Regions from separate parts of the Homo sapiens genome. Here region 2 is linked to region 1. Evidence: read pairs that join two places in POLR2A ChIA-PET (ENCODE). Cell type or tissue: Panc1. All regions are shown on one strand. Each heading gives the region's core, and the rest is flanking DNA. Links, peaks and the distances in the headings are about the cores only.

What was found. ChIA-PET counts read pairs that join two places held together with the same protein. Peaks named below come from ENCODE experiments on the same cell type or tissue, not always from the same donor. Only the 100,000 strongest peaks of a DNase experiment are listed, where the experiment ranks them.
Region 2: POLR2A ChIA-PET joins it to region 1 with 12 read pairs; 2 of 35 experiments call an interaction of 5 or more read pairs at or near these places.

What each region holds. Positions count from the first base shown.
Region 1 is chr20:58,340,970-58,343,882 of GRCh38, reverse strand. RAB22A (RAB22A, member RAS oncogene family) reads right to left here. Exons shown (of 7, transcript NM_020673.3): 3 at 84-165. Among named protein-coding and RNA genes, the nearest start is that of RAB22A, 33 kb to the right of the region's middle. In Panc1, for the core only: no CTCF peak of the experiment used is centred there; DNase peaks (open chromatin) are centred at 1,612 and 1,870.
Region 2 is chr20:58,627,551-58,630,463 of GRCh38, reverse strand. No RefSeq gene overlaps it. Among named protein-coding and RNA genes, the nearest start is that of LINC01711, 5.8 kb to the left of the region's middle. In Panc1, for the core only: no CTCF peak of the experiment used is centred there; no DNase peak of the experiment used is centred there.

The DNA.
Region 1 (2,913 bases), core at 259-2,758:
GTGAGATGACAGGGATGCTGACAGTTTAGTTGGAACTTTCATTTGGGCCTCAGAAAAACAGAGTAAATTAAAGAGTGACTTACTCGTTCTTGTCCAGCTGTATCCCAGATTAGGAATTTATGTAGCTCATTTTGGTACTGGACAGTCTTGGTCATAAAAGATGCCCTATAAAGAGAGACCTAAATGATCAGAATACAATTATGTAAAGCACGTTTCCAGCCCCAGTCGGAAACATCACTTAGACTCAACCAACGCTCAGTCTCCCAGCACCACGCTGTATCCTAATTGTGTTCCTCTCTGGAGTATTTATGGGATGCTCAGATGCTGAGTGCATATCCTCCGTCAAAATAAAGCATTAGGCACATCTGCCCGACACCAAGAAGGAAGGGTTCTAAGCTCCTTATCAAAAGAATCAAGAGATAGTTTGGCAACACAGACATTAGCCTCCCTTGTAAAACACAAAACCTGTTATTTAAAGAGATGTTATCATGGGAAAATATTCCTAAAAAACTATGTCCAGGAATGTATACACTAGTTAAAAAAAAAACTTTTTAGGATCTGGCTTTGTCCTCCCCCAATTCCCAAACCACATTCCCATGTAAATAGGTGAGTGAGAGCTAGTGTTAACATGCGAATTAATAACATTAAGGTGTTGAACAAGGAGCAGGAAGATGGCTGGAGAAGTAACAGCTGCACCAAGGGGACCCGATTCATCATCAGTGCCCCTGACGACCACCTGCATTTCATCGACAAAACGGGTTTCTCAGCTGAAGTTCAACATCACACCTTGGGGCCTCATCGAGCCCCGGATGGGAGAAGGAATCATGGTTTGCAGGTCACACCGCTCACTTTCAGGGAGCTACTCTGCCCAGGGCACTCTGACGGCAGGGTTCCTATTATTTTGGGGGTTCTACATTTGGAGAATCTTGAGTGAGACCTCAAAATCTGTGTATCCTCTGAAGAGCCATGGTGGCCCAGAAGACACGCCTGGACACTTGGGGGACTCCAGGACACAGGTTCAGGATTCTTGCCCTGGGATTGGGCCCAGCTCCAATACTACCTTCCATTCCCCCCTCACCCAGAGGGCAGCCTCCCAGGAAGTCCTTTGTCTCCCAGTCTTCTCAAAGCATCCCAGTCTGGCCAGTAGAGCCCAAAGATGGGTGTGTCTTCTTTTCTAATGAAAAATAAGACTTCTGGAACCAAGTACGAAGTTATACTTTTTTTTTTTTTTTTTGCCAAATTGTACTCTTGTTTTTTGGCCAAGTTGTACCCAAATCACTCCAATCAGGACATTGAACTCAATGGCTGGCATTTTCAGATATGCTGAGGCCTTGAAATATTTTTCTTGAGATTCAAGTGATAATCTTCAAGAAAAGTGCAAGTTGAATAGACAGGATGACTTTCTGATGAATCATGAGCTTAGACAAGTATCAGAATCCTTAGTTTTAAAACTTCAACTCTGATACAATGAATTCCTGGCAATATTTATATAAATTTATGCCATGGCAAGTAGCCTCCAAAACAGTGACTGTGACTAGGAAGCGAAGGTAAATTAGGAGGCAAGATCATATTTACTGATAGGTACTACTTATTGGATATTTATTTACTGAAAATTTACCCCTTGGTATCCTTAGTAAAGTGCTTTGTACACAGAAGGTACTCATAAATGGTTATTGTATCAAGAACTTTTGGTGACTCACTATGATTAAATCAGGATGTACAACATGGTTTCTCACTTAGGAAATATCTAAGCATTCAAAAAGCATTGTTTATTGTGAAGATTAAATGAGATGATGTATGTGGAAGTGCTCTGTAAATTGTAAAGCACTGTATCTATACAAGGTATTATTATTATTATTTAAAGGCAGCTCCAGGAAATGTTTTAGTTTAGACTTTGCAATTAGTCCTAAAAGCTTGCAACTCAACTCTCCATCAATTATGGTTGTGGTGTTACATTTATGAGTGACAACAGGCATCCAACAGGAGCCTACCAACAGAGCCAACACATCCAACACTTCCATTTTGGCTGCTCAAAGGAAGAAGAAATATATTTCAAGTAGACAAAAAGCTGAGAAAGGTATACACAATAATTATGACAGGATTGGGACTCAATGAAGTTTAACCTACCTGCCAAGCATTTACCTTTAATTAAAACATTACTTATTACTGACTTATTATTGAGTCAGATAAAAGACAAAATGGCAGCTATGATGTAATGAAAGTGCCCTGAAGGATTAAATCTAACTCCCTGTCTGACCCTGGACCACCCTTCTACTCTCCCCTTTCATCACTTTCACCACGCCTCCTTCCTGTCTACCCTGAAGTTTTCTTGTACCTCAAGCTCCCTTCTTGGGTCTAAGTCTCTGCTGTTGGCTTCCAGTCCATTGATCACCAGCATCACTTGCCCACACCACCAGTTCTCTAGCCTCCTTGCCTGTCTTGTCTCAACCACCCAGAAAAGCCCCAACAGCCTCTCCACCTGCTTCCTCTACCCAATGGTTGGGTGGTGGCTTCGCTGGAGGAAAAATTACAAAACTATGTGGACGGCCATGAAGATTCTACGCTTTGTCTGCTGGGCATGCGTCTTAGGCCTTCTTCCATTCCACAGCAATTATCCCACATTCTCTCTCCTCCTTTCCAGTTCTCTACCACTTCCAGCTACCTGTCTCTTCAGGACAACAGCTTGTTTCAGCCTTCTCAGAGAAAACAGGTTATAAGCCCCAAGACTTTCAACCAGCTCCCCAGTCAACACTTTCAACTAGAGAACAGACGAATTTCCACTCATACTTGCTGTGACTTCCATTTTTCTGACTTTTGCTGAGTCAGAGATGTCTTTTCTTTGGCTCATGTGTCAATGCTGCCCTGGTTCATGACCCCAGCACATCCTGCCTTGGCCACTGCAGTCATCAAACT
Region 2 (2,913 bases), core at 258-2,757, 290 kb before region 1:
GACATGGGTGGACATTTGCACAGCCCTCTGGAAGCTCACATCGAGTTAGAAAGACAAGATATTGAAAACTGCACTGCTGATAAGGGTTAAACAGCCGTTTGATACAACAATAGAAGAGATACTCAAGGCAGGGCATGACTAATTGCCTGGCAAATCATAGGGATGATAAATGTTTTAGGAACTCAGAGGAGGAAGCCGTTTCTCCAAGCAGGGCAGAACAGACAGACACCAGGGGGGTCACTGTGCCCTTTCAAAGGGGGCCCATAAGGCTGCTCTCTGAGGAGGTCATTGTCACACAGTGGGGGTTGGAAGGGTGCCCTTTGACCGTTTTTTCTTTTTAAGGACTAGGTCAGTATTCAGTCACCCACTTGCCACAGTCTACCCACACTGGAGTCTTCAGGAAACCAGCTAGTTCAGGGAATTGGAGGAAGAGCGAGAGCATGCTCTTTATTTCCTTTCCCACTGTTTCAACCTCTCCAGGACAAGCCTTCCATCTGCAATCTCCCCTCTAGAAAGTGGCACTGGAATTTGGTGTTCACATCATGTGAGAAAAGGCTGAAGACACTGGCTTGGAGTCCCAAAAGCATCTGGGCCATCTCTCCCTTGGCAGATAGATAGGTCCCACATAATTTTACAAAAACATATCATTTTCATGGTGGTGGTAAGACTGATACGTGTTTGGATTTTGCCCGAAATTTCAAGAGGCTAGAGCTGAGAAGTTCCTTTGAAGCTCTCAGAGCCCTGAATTGTGTTCTGTTTGGGTATCTATTAAGAAAACAGCCATTTCATCACGGCTCGTAAAAATTGGTTCATGGATGCCCAAGGCTTTATCTCATTAAATCCTGTCGCTATCTGTAAATGGTGTTCAGGCTGTTTCTCTGTGAGCAAGGTTATCTGACTGTTTAGAAACTCCAACCCTGGATGGTGAGATGCTGCTATCTGCAGATTTGGGAGAGATGACTGGCATTTCCCAAAATGCAAACAATCTCAAAAAGCTCATAGGCCTGGAAGTGCGGCAATGGGGCAGGGGGCAGCTGCTGCCCAGCCCAGTGGGGGCTGCTCTGGGCTCTGGCTGTCCCCAGCAGTGAGAAAGCAGGTGGCTGATGATAAATCACAGGGCTGTCATCTGCAGAGGCTGGCTGGTGACATCACAGCTGGGAAGGGGGCTTCTGGAGCCAGAAGAGGCCCACAGAGAAGTGTGTTGGTGGCTGAATTAGACATAATGGCTCTACACACACTGTGTCTCTCTTTTCCTCTTTCCCCCTCAAATCTGACTCGAATTTCTCATGAACAAACCAACATCTGCAAAAGCACATCCTTGTCGCCAGGGTTAAGAGCAAGTAAGTGATCCTGGAGCCCCTCCCCGCGCTGTGATGCAGTATTAGAAAGTGGCCACCATGGAATCCTGGCCAGTGCAGTGCTAGGGGGCAGTCAAGGGCCAGGCTTTGGGGTCAGAATTCGGGTCAAGTCCGGCCTATACCACTGGACTTCGGACGAGTTACTCAGCCTCTTTGTCTCAGTTTCTCCACAAGTAAAGTGGGCTTGAGATGAGGACAAAGTCAAACAGTGCATCCCAGGGTCTGGACAGGAGCAGCCATGAGTGGGGTGGTGTCTGCAGGATGAGACCCTCACACTCTGGGAGGCTTCAGCCTTGCTGGGACAGCAGGTACTCTTCGACTGAATCCCCTCTAATTTTTGTCCAAACCATCTAAAGATTTGGGCCATGGTGTTCTTTCCCACAGCCCTCCCAAGGACAGGCAGAGGACAGCTGCTAGAGAAGGGAGTGGCATGGGTCAGCTTGCCTAGAAGTCAGAGGGATGCAGGGGGCAGAGATGGGGAAGGCTGAAGTGCCTATGGGCTTCCTTGGTCTGGCCAGGACCTTGGCTTGGCCCCTGAAAATGGCCCAGCAAGAATTTCCAGGCTGGACACGATGGCAAAGCTGAGAGGTAGCAAGAGCCTGGTGTTTACCGCATAGCCAGGAGCAGCAGTGGGAGGCAAGCGGGGGAGGGGAATGGGGTTGGGGAGTCTGTTGTTCTTTTAAATTAAAAATAAGTTCCACATGTTGATGGTCCCCGAGGAACACGGACTCGGCATTGAAGGCCCTGGCAGCCATGTGAAAGCAGGCCCTTGGGAGGACAGGTCTTAGGGAGAACAAGGCACCAAGTATTTCATCAGTTGTCTGAGTCGTTAGAGGAAAACAATATTCCGTGAGTCCCCTGGCACACAACGCCATCAGGACATGAGGCTGGAAGGAAGTAAGAAGAGAGCCTTCCAGAAACCCTAGACAGGATGCTCCTCAGTGATGAGGTTGGGGAGAGAGAGAGAAGTTCCTAGAAACAGGAGCAATAGTGGCTGCTCCACAGCCCCCAAGGCCCTTTGCCCCACTGGCCACCAGTAATGAGACTGGACCTGGTCTCCACAGACACTTTCAGAGGCTGCCCACCCCTTCTCCCCTCCTGCCAGGATAGAGCCCAAACCCCTCATCTGGCCCCCAAAGCCCTTCAATAGGGAAGCAAAAACCACAGTGAGAGGAGCATGGTTCCAGAGCTGACATGCCCAGTAGGACGCCGGCTCCAGGGGCTGCTGGGTGGCCGCTTTCCCTTCAGGGGATCCACTTCTTCAGCCATGTGGGCATCATGGTGGTGAATCCTTCCCATTGAGTCCTTGTCATGAGCACTGAGTGGCAGGACACCCACGGCTTGTAGAATGCTGCCTGGCACATATAAGTCATATAAGTGCTCATTAGCACACAGTAAGTGCTCATTAGCAAAAGCTTCTAGGATTAGCTTTCTAGGCTTTTCTGCACGCCCAGCGATGTCGCATGCACAGGTTGCCTCTGTTGGCAAGTTCATAAAGATATCACAAACCACATTCTGAGGATACGCCAGGCAGGGGACAAACACACAACAAACG